Linked DNA regions of Mus musculus: region 2 is linked to region 1. Evidence: chromatin loops called from intact Hi-C (ENCODE). Cell type or tissue: left cerebral cortex. All regions are shown on one strand.

Evidence for each region. A loop is a pair of places that touch in the nucleus more often than their neighbours do. Peaks named below come from ENCODE experiments on the same cell type or tissue, not always from the same donor. Only the 100,000 strongest peaks of a DNase experiment are listed, where the experiment ranks them.
Region 2: a loop joins it to region 1, with 33 times the contacts of the local background. A loop is called at or near these places in 10 of 42 quality-filtered maps.

The regions. Positions count from the first base shown.
Region 1 is chr14:26,320,053-26,328,052 of GRCm38, reverse strand. All of the region lies in intron 1 of Gm46445 (a long non-coding RNA gene), which reads right to left. It overlaps Gm34059 (a long non-coding RNA gene), which reads left to right and starts at 3,377. Exons shown (of 4, transcript XR_874469.1): 1 at 3,377-4,408. In left cerebral cortex, no CTCF peak of the experiment used is centred here; a DNase peak (open chromatin) is centred at 7,036.
Region 2 is chr14:26,381,628-26,389,627 of GRCm38, reverse strand. All of the region lies in intron 4 of 4933413J09Rik (RIKEN cDNA 4933413J09 gene), which reads right to left. It overlaps Gm52114 (a long non-coding RNA gene), which reads left to right. Exons shown (of 4, transcript XR_003951124.1): 1 at 1-735; 2 at 1,860-1,956; 3 at 3,003-3,081. Among named protein-coding and RNA genes, the nearest start is that of Gm52114, 5.1 kb to the left of the region's middle. In left cerebral cortex, no CTCF peak of the experiment used is centred here; no DNase peak of the experiment used is centred here.

The DNA.
Region 1 (8,000 bases):
TTCTGTCCCTTGTAGAACTTTCTATTGGGTCTCTGGAGTAAGCCTCATTCAACCAGAACACAGACTGCCTTTCACAGTCCAATACAGAGAGACTTCCGATGATATAGGTTTGCAGTGTCAAAGGCCTATTGCTTAAAGAACCAATGGATCTTTTGTCTCCAAAGCTCTACTAAGGCCCCTGCCCCCTCCAACTGTGTGTTACTTTCAAAATAGACACTTTGTGTTAAGAAAGGAAAGTTGGTTGCTAAGTCCCAAAGCTGCACTTGGATAACACTGAGGTTGACAAGAGAAACCACCAGGTAGCAGCAGGGTGGCCTACTGTCCTGCCACATGGTAAGATACTTAGCAAGAAGTTTAAGGACTAAGTACCAAGAAAATGTGGGAACACATGTGCAATGGAGAGATAAAGAAGTGAATGGAAGCCTGATGCACAGGACACACCTTTAACCCCAGCGCTCAACAGGCAGAGGCAGGCAGATCTCTGTGCATTCAAGGCTGTTCTACACAGAAGTGCCAGGCCACTCGAGGCTACAGAGTAAGACCCTAAGTTGAAAACACAACTTCTACCACTACCACAATAAAACTTACAGGTTACATCCAGGTGAAGTTAAAGAGAGGTGAGCAGAACCTAGGGTGAGGAGGCTTAGCATGGGAGAAGCCCTGACACAAGGCACAGCAGAGCTGTCAGCCTAGGGCTGAGATCAGCACCCACCTCTGTCACAGGACACTGGGTCCTTGCTCAAACTCTGCAGCATTCACTTCCCCATGCTTCTCCACTGCTGACACCTTTACAGTCTCGGCACACCGTGTGTTCCCACTCTGTTTGGAAATATCCCTGCATCTAGGCATGAAGCACACATCTAGGCCAACATGAGCTCTCACTGATCATTGGAATTATTTTGGTCTTTGCCTTTCTGAGTCTGTTGTAATCTGTGTCCTTTACTTAGAACATAGTGGGCTCTTGCTTGCTTTCTAGACATTCAAAGCCCTAGCACAATCAATCCTTAGAACTTCTAAGAGGTGGACAGAAGTCAGGAAAGGGGATATGCACACATCCCTTCTAAGGGGTGGCAGCCTGCCTCTGAGGGTTCTGATAGGGACATTGGTAGCTCTGAACCTGCATTTCCAGCCTGATTGATTTGTTGTCTTCTAGGACTAAGCTAAGCAAGGTTCTTTATGATCACAGGCAGGGTTCCTGCTGCCTAAGGTTTCTCAAAGACTGAATCTGCCACGCACTCTGGTCAAGTCAGCCTGTCAGGCAGGGATGCCTAAAAGCTGCTCATGAGGAAAAAAGAGTTTCAAGGAAGCTCTCCTCCTGGAGTCTGGCGTTCTAACCCATACATTAATTTTCCACTCCCGCGTTAGTCTAGTGTATGGATCCATGTGCTCTCTATTTAGTATTACCCTATTATAAGTGCCTTTTAAGATTGAATTCTGACATAGCTAAAGCCTCCCCCAGTGTTCCAAGATCCCAGATAACAGCAAAGAGTTTAACCTATTCAGTAACTAATTAAGCATTATAATACACGAGGCCATTAACTCAACTGGTCTGCAGAAAGAGCCTGGGAATCTCACTGAGATAGAAATCTTTAGCACAGGCTACATTCCATGCCTAGAGCAAGTTGATATACTCTCCTGATGAATGGAGATTCTCCAGACAAGAATTAGCAAGGCCTAGGAATTTAGGGGTCTGTGACACTACATTATTCTTGAGGCCTGCCAAGAGTAAAAACGCCCTGGTGCTATTAACACTAAAGTATGAAATTCTTGCCTGTCACTAGGCTGATCCTAGACAGAGCTGCTAATCTCTATTGTAAACATTTATCTGGTTCCTGAAATTCCTTTCACAGTAATTCCCCTGTATCTGGAAAACTTCAATGTACCTTGCCTGATGTGACTTGCAATCCCTGATATTCTCTATATTACAAAATGTGGAGAGCTGTGCCGTGAGCAATCGCGTGAGTGCCGTGAGCAATCGCCATTATAAGATGGCTCTGGCTTCCACTGCGCCTAACTAGTAAACAAGCCTTATGCGCAAGTGCAAGAGTGAACTCACGCCTAGTCACTGCCCATCTCACAGCGTAGTAATGGGGTGATGGGCGAGCAACGAATCAGGAGCTGTCACGCCACATCAGGTGCTGAAACGTCATGCTGCGGGCTATATAAGCAGCGCCATTTTCCCGGTTTGGGGTCTTCCCTCCTGATAAGTAAGCAATAAAGCTTTTTGCCGCAGAAGATTCCGGTTGTCACTGAGTGTGTTCTTGCCGGCAGGAACAAAAGCTCAGGATAATAAAATAGTCTGATGCTCGACCTGACATTACATTCAGATTCAACACCTCTCCTGTGTGCGTCTGTTTGTCAATTCCTAAGCTTTGCCCACCTACCCAGGAGACCCGTTCCACGCAGACACAGGGACCCAGAGGGTCTGCGGCATGAATCTATCTCTGCTTTTGACTCCCATGGGAGATGACTGAGCTGAATTTGCGTGCAGTGATCAAATGGGCTATACAGACACTGCTCATCCAGAAACATGGCTCCTTGGACATCAACCTAGTATGCATGGAAGGAAAATGATGAAAGGAATGCATCCAGTTGACACGTGATAGAGCAGGGCCTCAGGTCCCAAGGCTGCAATCCTGAATCAGTAGTGATCCCTCCACTCTGTGAATCCAGCTCTCCGACCTAGGTCCGGCTGGTTCCAGGTATGTCCCAGGACATTATCATGGGAATCCCAATAAAGATCAAAATTGAGCTCCTCAAGATGTTGCACAAGGCCAGCAGGGACCCAACAACAGGACGACCCTGGTTTCAACACAAACTTATTCCATATGGCCTTTGTCACATAGCTCACTGCAGGAGGGCAGCATTCCTGACCTTGTCCTCCTGTCCTTCTGGTGCTGAGAAGAATGAGTCTTTGTCCCTTAGACAGATGCCTGCAGGAACTTGCGGATTCCACAGTAAGACAGGACCAATGTCCTCAGCAGGAACTCCCTGGATGGGGAATTTGGAGTCCATTGCTACCTGCACTGAGAGGCCTCAACAGCGCTGTGTGGGCTCCTCAGCAGACATTCTTCCTCACTCTGTTTCTATGGAGGATTCCAAGGTGTGCCTACACCTGCCTGTGAGACAGGTCTAGACTACAGAGGCCAGGACACAGTCCTGGTTTCCCATTGCTCAGTTATGTTGAACTCTCCACTGATGTAGTCATGGAATACATTGCTGTTATTTCTTTACTCAATTTGAGAGATTTTTCAGTGTTTGTTGTTATTTTGTATTTGAAACCAGGAGCTATAGAACCAAGGAAACCTGCCTGAAGCATTACTGGGAAAGCACCTAGGAATTTGAGGTCCTGATGATTCTACTGTATCCTGTGGGGCCCTGTTGTACTCTGTGATGTCACAGTGTAGTAGTGACAACTGCTCTTGGTGTGTTTGTTCAGTGCCATGGACACGTTGGCAACACTGAGCAGGTTACTTGGGAGAGAGGACAGAGAGCACAGAGACACCAGAGAGGAGCAGACGGGTGCTGGCCTTCAGACGCATGATAAACAGCAAGAGATACGTGATGGTGGCAGGGTGCAGTGAGCTCTGGGCAAAACCTGGGAGCTTCCTGGAGGAGGTGGGCTGGAGCTGGGCTTTCCAGAAATGGGAATCAGGAGCTGGGTCCTCTGAGAAGCAACTGGACTTCTGTCCTTGCCATAGTTGCAGAAAGTCAACTTATCCAGAACATGAGTTCATTTATCTCAGAAATCAAGAGCTGGGAAGGGCACAGATGTTTGCTGAGAGCTCCTGGCTTTTATCCTTATTGTTGGGCGAAGAAGCCATGAAGAAGGGACAGGTTAGTGAAGTGGCCTCAACTCAGGGCAGGAAATCACTGTACTTCCTGCCCAGTGGATTCCTTTAGGAGCAGTGGCTATCTGACACTAATAAGAGGACAAGACAACTGCTCTGTCCAAGTCTTATGACCTTAGGTTTCTGAGTCACCAGATTTGGGTGGCAGACAGTTCTTGAGTGCAGAAAGCACTGGGTGAGCCAGTGGCCAGCACAAAGACTTGCTCTTAGCTGTCACCTCTGGATCTCTGGGCTGTGAATGACTCATGAGTGTAGTGACCATGGTATACCTCTACATGGCTGCTCTGTCTACAACCATGTGCAGTGTGGCCTAGACAGGAATCAGGGCATCTATATCATGTGAACACATGTAGACTTTGCCATGTGTTTCTCTGAAAGCACATTCTTCAATGTTCTGAAGCCAAGTTAGAGCCGATGCAGCTGTGAATATGTCTGAGGAGGCTGCGGCCTTGGTCTCTTGAAGCATGTGCTATGGGAGCCAGAGGAAACCATGTCCACCTCTCTACAGACCTATATGAAAATTGACCTCCACAGCCTGAGTTTTCAGAAGCATCCAGGTAGGTCTCATCTGTTAGTTTACTCCTCATCATACCTCACTGTGTTCAGGTTAGACTGTGAAGAAGTGGAGTGTAGAGAAGGTGCTGTCCCTCGGCTGTTGCATCTCTGTTTCTAGGGAAGACGCTTCAAGTCTTCATGACAGGCCAAAGAGCTGAGAAACAATCACATGCAATGGATTCTTTGTTGTGTAGCAGGGGCTTAGCACATAGAGTTGTGTTGTCACACACTTCATTGTTCACATTGGCAAGTTAGCTCAAACTACCAGGACACGATGGTTTCCAAGCCTCCCTCTTTAATTCTCATCTCTGCAGGCATCCTCCACACCTTGCCTTCTCGATTCACTAGTCTATCCTACTTTATCTTCTCTCCCTTATATTGTTTCTGTGCATGTGTGCACACTCGTGTGTGTCTGTTTGTGTGTGTGTGTTTGTGTGTGTGTGTTTGGTGTGTTGACACAGTTACTGGATTCAAGTCACCTGACTCCCAGCACAGACAATCAGACTGGCTGGAACAGTTCTTCCTCCACTAGAGATTGAGTTTTATGCCACTTGCTGACTGAGTTTTATGCCACTTTAGGGACACCTTGCTGCTAAACTCCTGTGGAAGCCTGTGTGGGCAAGCTATGACTCCCCGTGGGTCAGTGTCAGAATGTTCTTCCCAATAGATGGCCTTCTAGAAAGAGCTGCAAAAACCGTGATGTCATTATTTGTATTTGAAAGCAAGGACATGAAGCAAATGTGACTGTTTTTACCTCTGTGGGAAAAGAAGAGAGCTGGGAGAAGCATCTTTTGATTTTCTTACATAACCAAGCAGATTTAACCATAAGCCTGGCCTATTCCCTCAGTGTATTTGGATATGCTTGAGGTAGCTTGAGTTCACCTCACGTTTTGCTATGTGTTAGTGTAGGTTTTCTAGAGTAACAACTTAGAGAAATAGTCTCACATTCCCTCCCTTGTTCTCTCTAGGTCTCTCTCTTGCTCTCCTCTCTCTCTTGCTCTCTTCTCTCTCTTCTCTCTCTCTCCCTCCCCCTCTCTCTCTCTCTCTTTCTCTCTCCATATATAATACCCCATGTATATGTATATGGGGTATTAGAATCTATCTGGCTAATTGTGGTGCCATGTGCCAATCAGATTTGCTAAAGGAGCCAGCGGCATGAGGACAATGAGTTCAAGGCCAGCCTAGGTACACATTTTAGGGCTGACAAGATGCCTCAGCCTTTAAAGGTCAGACTCGAACCCAAAGATACAAGAGTTTATTAGAATGAATAATAGGCTGTATAATCAAACAATGGTTACCTATCAAGGAAGATCCAAGAATCTATTGTATTGCAGTTCCCGACGTGGCTGGATGTCTCATCAGGTCTTCAGTATATGCCTATAATTCAGAATGTTGAAGATGTTGGCTCTAATAATAGTGAAGAGGTGGCAAGCAGAGGAGAGAGAGCTTTCTTCTTCCATGTTCTTTATATATGCTGCCAGCACCAGGTGTGGCCCAGATTAAAGTTGGCTCTTCACTCAAGATAGAGATTAAAGGTTTATCTTCCCACCTCAAAGATCCAGGTTAGAATTGGATTGTCTCACTTCACATGGTTTAATTAAGGAAAAAGCCCTCTGAGGTGTGCCCAGTATTTGTGTTGTCGTAAATTCCTGAAGTAGACAACTAGACAACCAAGACTTGCCATCACAGGCTACTTGAGTGATAAAAATGAGAAGTGTTTGTTTTCATTGGTCTTCATCTCAAAAGCCCTGAGTTCCCTGCTATCCCATGTGAGTCTTTAGAATGTCCCTTGATCGGCAGAGTCTTAGCCTGACTGGTCACAGGGAAGGTCAACAAACTGCACTGTGGCCTCACCCTGGCCTCTAAAGATCCTATTCACAAACCAGGGTCACATTCCCTTTTACTGGATTGGGGCTTCAACACGGGAAAAGCACAGTCCAAGCATCCATCACAGAGTACAAAGTTCAGGAAGGGCACAGGAGGCATGTGTAGGGTAGAGTATGTTAGCTCTGTGGAGTATTTGTATTCTAGGCTGATCACGGGCAACCGTTTCATCTACAGGGACTGTCACTAGGAAGAGAAGGACTTCTTAAATGTTGTGTGCTCTGGTTAGACTGTGTTGAAATACCAGGCAGGGTTTTCTTCTGAGAAACTCACCTCGCTCTAGAGAGGTGGGAGAGTTGACATCCAGAATGGGACACTCAATTCTGGACTCTCAGAATGAGCTAGCACAAAGCCTCCTGTGTTGTTTTACTGTGTGCACACCGTTCTGTGTGCCAGGTTTGGGCTGAGATGAAGCTCTGTGTGCCATGCATTGTCCCTTGCCTCTGGAATTGGGCATTCCTGAGATAGCTAACATCATCTAGTGTGTCCTGCAGGCTCTCCTGTGGGTAGTTGATCACACCTTTGCTAACATCATGATGGCTGGAATGTTTTCTGCTAGAGCTCTTTAGGAAAGTTTCCTCATTGCCTATAGAACTCATCTTTGTTATGACAGGACACCCTCAGTCACCAACCATCCACACACAGCCCTGTGGATCTCCCCAAGCTGCTTGTTGGCTTCGGGGGACTGATATTTCCTCTCTGTCATCTTGACTTACTTTCCTACCAATGCATTTCCCATGTTATTAAATCAAGGACATGAAGAGGAGTCATTCCTTGGACTGTGCTTGGCAAGTGAGTCATCTGCGAAGCAGTGCAAGTAGCTTAGTGAGGGGAGGGATCTCTGGCTTTGGAGTGGGGTAGAAGACTGGATCTCAGGGAAGTGTCCTGGAAAAGGCATCTTGGCTTCTGGTGGTTTAGTTAGGTAGATAGGTATGGGCTGGTGGAGGCGACCCTAGCAATCCACCCTCTGGACATTCTATTGTATCCTGGAGATGCCTTGGACTTCTCTGTGATGTCATCTGTGTTGTGGCAACAGCACCTGCCTTAAGCCTTCTCAGTTAGTGCTTACAGGTTTTACCTATAAACATGTTGGCAAGACTGAGGACTCTAGTTGGGATAGATATTGGAGGGCCTAGAGAGACCAGAGAGAAGCAGAAGGAAGCTGTCCTTCACTCTCAGTGTATAACAGGAAGAAACAAATGGTTCTGGAAAGGCATGGTGAGTCCTGGAAGGGAGGGAGAGAGGGAGAAGGTGTGGGGTGGGAGAGAGGAACTTGCTGAAGGAGGAGGGGCTTGAGCTGGTCTTCCTGTGGTAGGGCTCAGCAGCTGAGAGACTCTGGGAAGGTACAGGCCTACCCTGCTTGTCTGGCTTCCTAGAGTGCAGACCCAGGTCACAGACTTCGGATGGTTCTTTTGGATCTGTCAGGAATCTGCCACTGCTGTTCTAGGACCCCCTTAATTTCATTCTGAGTGCAAACAGGCCAGCAGGAGGCTGGGAGAAATTAAGGATATGTCTCTCTAAGGCTGGGGTTTCAATATACTAAGGGACTTCAGGACTTACCTCTGAAAAGGTCAGCTCAGGAACTTTAGAAATCCTACCAGACCCCTCCCCTCCTGGAAGCAAATGGTCATAAAGAACTCAGGCACCCCTCCCCTGTGGAAGGGAGGGGCTAATGACATTCCTCAGACCACAGGGAGGAGGGACTGACCC
Region 2 (8,000 bases), 62 kb before region 1:
AGTGGGCACACACATGGGTCAAGGAACGGTCAAAACATTGGCAGACACACAGGTTCAAGGAGTGGTCAGAGCATTGTGCACCTCTATTTTTCTAAATCAGTGAAGCTAGTTCTGCTAACACTGACATCTATCTTGCCAATTTCAGGGCTTCTGTGTTTTTTTACATTCTGTCAGTATCTTTCAACCTCATTCAGCAAGTTCCTCTCTCCCACCCCACACCATCTTCCTCCCTCCCTCCTGGGACTCACCATGCCTTTCCAGAACCATTTGTTTCTTCCTGTTATACACTGAGAGTAAAGGACAGCTTCCTTCTGCTTCTCTCTGGTCTCTCTAGGCCCTCCAATCTCTATCCCAACTAGAGTCCTCAGTCTTGCCAACATGTTTATGGGTAAAACCTGTAAGCACTGACTGAAGGCTTAAGGCAGGTGCTGTTGCCACAACACAGATGACATCACAGAGAAGTCCAAGGCATCTCCAGGATACAATAGAATGTCCAGAGGGTGGATTGCTAGGGTCGCCTCCACCAACCACACCTATCTACCTAACTAAACCACCAGAAGCCAAGATGCCTTTTCCAGGACACTTCCCTGAGACCCACTCCAAAGTCAGAGACCCCTCCCTTCACTAAGCTACTTGTACTGCTTCGAAGACAACTCACTTGCCAAGCACAGTCCAGGAATGACTCCTCTTCATGTCCTTTATTCAAAAACATGGGAAATGAAAATCGGTAGGAAAGTAAGTCAGGATAACAGGGAGGAAATATCAGTCACCTGAACTGAACAAGCAGCTTGGGGAGATCCACAGGGCTGTGTGTGGGTGGTGGGTGACTGTGGGTGTCCTACCAGAACAAAGATGAGTTCCATGGGCGATGAGGAACCTTTCCCAAATGGCTCCAGCAGAACACATTCCAGCCATCATGATGTTAGCAAAGGTGTGATCAACTATCCACAGGACACCTGAGGTAGTAAGGACTGGGGCTCCCCAGGTCAGCCACAGACACTAAGAGCAAACACTCACAGGAGGAGTCATGGCCCATTCCTGAACACAAGTTTGAGAAAAGTTGAATGGCTAGTGAGAAGACATGGCTATGTAAGGGTATTCTCAGTGGGACAATCTAACATGTCTCCACCATGGAGAGACTATGCAGCATGTCACTGCTGCTTTACCCAGAGCCACCTGTGACAATGCACATGCCCTTAGGATGAAAGGACTAACCAGCCAGAGCCACGCTGACTTTATGACAATCTGCAAACTGCAGTTTAGGAGACTAAGCCTACATTTCTGTTTCCCAGAACTGGAAAAGTCCAAAACAAGTCAATTCCAGGAAAAAAATCACCCCTCAGGAAGCTGTCCCATCACCTAGCCTGAGACAACCTCAAGGGCAGCAAATCAGGAGCTATAGACGCTGCCCTACCACCTAGCTTGAGCCAAGTATAATCAGCAAAAGTAGCCCAAATTCCGCGAGCTTTAACAAATCACAAAGGTCCCTAGATCCTTGGAGGCAGAGTGAACCAATCAAGAGAAAGAAAGGTATAAATTCCCCTACCCCTACCCTAAAAGGCTTTAAATTGACCCTGCAAAGCCCACACCCCCGTCTTCCATCCTGATGTAAGGTGGACCCCTGCATGTAGGTTCTCTGATGGATGGATGCTCTTTGCTGTAGCGTACTGTTTGAGTCTGGGGTATCATTCTTCATGAATCACAGACCCGTACAAGGAAAGGTGACACAACCGGCTTTATAGACAATATCCACTTGAACATGAGAAGGGAAGGGAGAGGGCACAAAAGACCAGGTTAGTAAGGTGCCTTTCCCCGGGGCTTTATCAGCACCCAGTTCACCTGTTTAAACTTACTGGTAGCCCTGAAATAAAGAGCTGGAGCACATTAAGCTGGATTGACAATCATCCAGAAATCTGGACCGTGGCTGCTTCCATCTACTCGTGTACCCCAGAACAAGTGAGTGATGTGGTGTGTAGTGTGTCTTTCAGGGACTGTAGCATACCAGCAGGACACGCTAGATGATGTTAGCTATCTCAGGAATGCCCAATTCCAGAGGCAGGGACAATGCATGGCACACAGAGCTTCATCTCAGCCCAAACCTGGCACACAGAAGGGTGTGCACACAGTAAATCAACACAGGAGGCTTTGTGCTACCTCATTCTGAGAGTCCAGAATTGAGTGTCCCATAGTGGATGTCAACTCTCCCACCTCTCTAGAGCGAGCTGAGTTTCTCAGAAGAAAGCCCTGCCTGGTATTTCAACACAGTCTAACCAGAGCACACAACATTTAAGAAGTCCTTCTCTTCCTAGTGACAGTCCCTGTAGATGAAACGGTTGCCCGTGATCAGCCTAGAATACAAATACTCCACAGAGCTAACATACTCTACCCTACACGTGCCTCCTGTGCCCTTCCTGAACTTTGTACTCTGTGATGGATGCTTGGACTGTGCTTTTCCCGTGTTGAAGCCCCAATCCAGTAAAAGGGAATGTGACCCTGGTTTGTGAATAGGATCTTTAGAGGCCAGGGTGAGCCCACAGTGCAGTTTGTTGACCTTCCCTGTGACCAGTCAGGCTAAGACTCTGCCGATCAAGGAACATTCCAAAGACCCACATGGGATAGCAGGGAACTCAGGGCTTTTGAAATGAAGGCCAATGAAAACAAACACTTCTCATTTTTATCACTCAAGTAGCTTGTGATGGCAAGTCTTGGTTGTCTAGTTGTCTACTTCAGGAATTTATGACAACACAAATACTGGGCACACCTCAGAGGGCTTTTTCCTTAATTAAACCATGTGAAGTGAGACAATCTAATTCTAACCTGGATCTTTGAGGTGGGAAGATAAACCTTTAATCTCTATCTTGAGTGAAGAGCCAACTTTAATCTGGGCCACACCTGGTGCTGGCAGCATATATAAAGAACATGGAAGAAGGAAGCTCTCTCTCCTCTGCTTGCCACGTTTTCACTATTATTAGAGCCAATATCTTCAATGTTCTGAATTACAGGCATATACTGAAGACCTGATGAGACATCCAGCCACTTCGGGAACTGCACTACAATAGATTCTTGGATCTTCCTTGATAGGTAACCATTGTTTGATTATACAGCCTATTATCCATTCTAATAAACTCTTGTATCTTTGGGTTCAAGTCTGACATTTAAAGGCGGAGGCATCTTGTCAGCCCTAAAATGTGTACCTAGGCTGGCCTTGAACTCATTGTCCTCATGCCTCTGGCTCCTTTAGCAAATGTGATTGGCATGTGGCACCACAATTGGCCAGATAGATTCTAATACCCCCAAATACATGGGGTATTATATATGGAGAGAGAGAGAGAGAGAGAGAGAGAGAGAACAAGGAAGGGAATGTGAGACTATTTCTCTAAGTTGTTACTCTAGAAAACCTTCACTAACCCACAGCAAAACATAAGGTGAACTCAAGCTACCTTAAGCATATCCAACTACAGTGAGGGAATAGGCCAGGGTTATGGTTAAATCTGGTTATGTAAGAAAAATAAAAAATCTCCCAGCTCTGTTCCTTTCCCACAGAGATAAAAACAATCACATTTCCTTCATGTCCTTGCTTTCAAATACAAATAACAAAATCAAAGTTTTTGCAACTTGTAGCCTCCCTCAGCCTTGAATCGGGCTGATCCAGACTTTGACCTTGCTGCCACTAAGAAGGAGATTACCTAGGGTAGAGCCTTCTGACCTTGATGGCTCTATTTGCTCTCCTCCAAGACTCTGCTTCCTGCTGAAAGATCCTTGAGAAGTTCTGGAGACACACCCTGTAGATCACCTATGGGCTGGCTCCAGGCACCAAGAATGGGCTGGCGGGGGATGTGCCTACCCACTTTATAAGCACAGGCTCTCAGTAAACTTGAGAGGCTTTGAACAGAAAGGTTTGTCTTAGCCTCCTTCTTTTCTTGCCTTCTGATCTTTTTTAACCCCAGCCTGCCTTTCAGGGGAACCCAGTTCACATGGCTGCAGGCAGCTACAGCAACTCTTTCTAGAAGGCCATCTATTGGGAAGAACATTCTGACACTGACCCACAGGGAGTCACAGCTTGCCCACACAGGCTTCCACAGGAGTTTAGCAGCAAGGTGTCCCTAAAGTGGCATAAAACTCAGTCAGCAAGTGGCATAAAACTCAATCTCTAGTGGAGGAAGAACTGTTCCAGCCAGTTTGACTGTCTGTGTTGGGAGTCAGGTGACTTCATGAATCCAGTAACTGTGTGAACACACCAAAAACACACATACAAACACACACACGAGTGTGCACACATGCATAGAATCAATACAAGAGAGAGATGAATGAAGAAGGATGATTAGTGAATTGAGAAGGCAAGGTGTGGAGGCTGCCTGCAGAGATGAGAACTAAAGAGGGAGGCTTGGAAACCATTGTGTCCTGGTGGTTTGAGAGAAGTTGCTAATGTGAACAATGAAGTGTGAGACAACAAAGCTTGATGTGCTGAGCCCCTGCTACACAACAAAGAATCCATTGCATGTGATTGTTGCTCAGCTCTTTGGCCTGTATGAAGACTTGAAGCGTCTTCCCTAGAAACTGAGATGTAGCAGCTGAGGGACAGCACCTTCTCTACACTCCACTTCTTCACAGTCTAACCTGAACACAGTGAGGCATGATCAGGAGTAAACTAGCAGATGAGACCTGCCTGGATGCTTCTGAAAATTCAGGCTGTGGAGGTCAACTTTCATATAGGTCTGTAGAGAGGTGGACATGGTTTCCTCTGGCTCCCGTAGTACATGCTTCGAGAGACCAAGGCCACGGCCTCCTCAGGCATATTCACAGCTGCTTCGGCTCCAACTTGGCTTCAGAACATTGAAGAATGTGCTTTCAGAGAAACACATGGCAAAGTCTACATGTGTTCACATGTTATAGATGCCCTGATTCCGGTCTAGGCCACACTGCAAATGGTTGTAGACAGAGCAGCCATGTAGACGTATACCATGGTCACTACACTCATGAGTCATTCACAGCCCAGAGATCCAGAGGTGGCAGCTAAGAGCAAGTCTTTCTGCTGTTCTACTGGCTCACACAGTGCTTCCTGCAGTAGGAAACTGTCTGCCACCAAAATCTGCTGTCTCAGAAACCTAACATAAGACTTGGACAGAGCATTTGCATTGTCCTCTTATTAGGGTCAGATAGCCACTGTTCCTAAAGGAATCCACTGGGAAGGACGTCCATGTTCTGGATAACTTGACTTTCTGCAACTATGGCAAGTACAGAAGTCCAGTTGCTTCTCAGAGAACCTGGCTCCTGATTCCCTTTTCTGGAAAGCCCAGCTCCAGCCCACCTCCTCCAGGAAGCTCCCAGGTTTTGCCCAGAGCTCACTGCACCCTGCCACCATCACGTATCTCTTGCTGTTTTATCATGCGTCTGAAGGCCAGCACCCGTCTGCTCCTCTCTGGTGTCTCTGTGCTCTCTGTCCTCTCTCCCAAGTAACCTGCTCAGTGTTGCCAACGTGCATGGCACTGAACAAACACACCAAGAGCAGTTGTCACTACTACACTGTGACATCACAGAGTACAACAGGGCCCCACAGGATACAGTAGAATCATCAGGACCGCACATTCCTAGGTGCTTTCCCAGTAATGCTTCAGGCAGGTTTCCTTGGTTCTATAGCTCCTGGTTTCAAATACAAAATAACAACAAACACTGAAAAAAATCTCTCAAATTGAGTAAAGAAATAACAGCAATGTATTTCCATGACTACATCAGTGGAGAGTTCAACATAACTGAGCAATGGGAAACCAGGACTGTGTCCTGGCCTCTGTAGTCTAGACCTGTCTCACAGGCAGGTGTAGGCACACCTTGGGATCCTCCATAGAAACAGAGTGAGGAAGAATGTCTGCTGAGGAGCCCACACAGCGCTGTTGAGGCCTCTCAGTGCAGGTAGCAATGGACTCCAAGTTCCCCATCCAGGGAGTTCCTGCTGAGGACATTGGTCCTGTCTTACTGTGGAACCCGCAAGTTCCTGCAGGCATCTGTCTAAGGGACAAAGACTCATTCTTCTCAGCACCAGAAGGACAGGAGGACAAGGTCAGGAATGCTGCCCTCCTGCAGTGAGCTATGTGACAAAGGCCATATGGAATACGTTTGTGTTGAAACCAGGGTCGTCCTGTTGTTGGGTCCCTGCTGGCCTTGTGCAACATCTTGAGGAGCTCAATTTTGATCTTTATTGGGATTCCCATGATAATGTCCTGGGACACACCTGGAACCAGCCGGACCTAGGTCGGAGAGCTGGGTTCACAGCGTGGAGGGATCACTATGGATTCAGGATTGCAGCCTTGGGACCTGAGGCCCTGCTCTATCACGTGTCAACTGGATGCATTCCTTTCATCATTTTCCTTCCCTCCATACTAGGTTGATGTCCAAGGAGCCATGTTTCTGGATGAGCAGTGTCTGTATAGCCCAGCTGATCACTGCACACAAATTCAGCTCTGTCATCTCCCATGGGAGTCAAAAGCAGAGATAGATTCAGTCTTTGAGAAACCTTAGGAACCCTGCATGTGATCATAAAGAACCTTGCTTAGCTTAGTCCTAGAAGACGACAAAACAATCAGGCTGGAAATGCAGGTTCAGAGCTACCAATGTCCCTATCAGAACCCTCAGAGGCAGGCTGCCACCCCTTAGAAGGGATGTGTGCATATCCCCTTCCTGACTTGTCCACCTCTTAGAAGTTCTAGGGATTGATTGTGCTAGGGCTTTGAATGTCTAGAAAGCAAGCAAGAGTCCACTATGTTCTAAGTAAAGGACACAGAGAACAACAGACTCAGAAAGGCAAAGACCAAAATAATTCCAATGTTCAGTGAGAGCTCATGTTAGCCTAGTGTGCTTCATGCCTAGATGCAGGCCATACTTCCAAGCAGAGTGGGGACACACGGTGTGCCGAGACTGTAAAGGTGTCAGCAGTGGAGAAGCATGGGGAAGTGAATGCTGCAGAGTTTGAGCAAGGACCCAGCGTCCTGTGACAGGTGGGTGCTGATCTCAGCCCTAGGCTGACAGCTCTGCTGTGCCTTGTGTCAGGGCTTCTCCCATGCTAAGCCTCCTCACCCTAGGTTCTGCTCACCTCTCTTTAACTTCACCTGGATGTAATCTGTAAGTTTTGTTGTGGTAGTGGTAGAAGTTGTGTTTTCAAGTTAGGGTCTTACTCTGTAGCCTCGAGTGGCCCGGCATTTCTGTGTAGAACAGCCTTGAATACACAGAGATCTGCCTGCCTCTGCCTGTTGAGCGCTGGGGTTAAAGGTGCGTCCTGTGCATCAGGCTTCCATTCACTTTTTTTTTTTTTTTTTTTTTGGTTTTTCGAGACAGGGTTTCTCTGTGTAGCCCTGGCTGTCCTGGAACTCACTCTGTAGACCAGGCTGGCCTCGAACTCAGAAATCTGCCTGCCTCTACCTCCCAAGTGCTGGGATTAAAGGCATGCGCCACCATACCCTGCTCCATTCACTTCTTTATCTCTCCATTGCACATGTGTTCCCACATTTTCTTGATACTTAGTCCTTAAACTTCTTGCTAAATATTTTACCATGTGGCAGGACAGTAGGCCACCCTGCTGCTACCTGGTGACTTCTCTTGTCAACCTTAGTGTTATCCAAGTGCAGCTTTGGGACTTAGCATCCAATTTTCCTTTCTTAACACAAAATGTCTATTATGAAAGTAACACACAGATGGAATGGGCAGAGGCCTTAGTAGAGCTTTGGAGACAAAAGTCCCATTGCTTCTTTAACCAGGCCTTTGACACTGCAAACCTACAGCATCAGAAGCCTTTCTGCTCAACTGTATCAAAAAGACAGTCGTCTGTCATCTCAAAGCAGTAACATGTTCTCCATCTTTGTCCAGGCCAAATTTTGTAATACCCAGGACTTTATCTGTGTCAAGGGAGATGCTCAGAAGGGGAATAAAGCCACTCCTAGAAGTTCCAAACCACAGCAGCAAACATCCTAACACAAGAACAAACCAGACCAGCCAAGCAGCTATTTATGGTA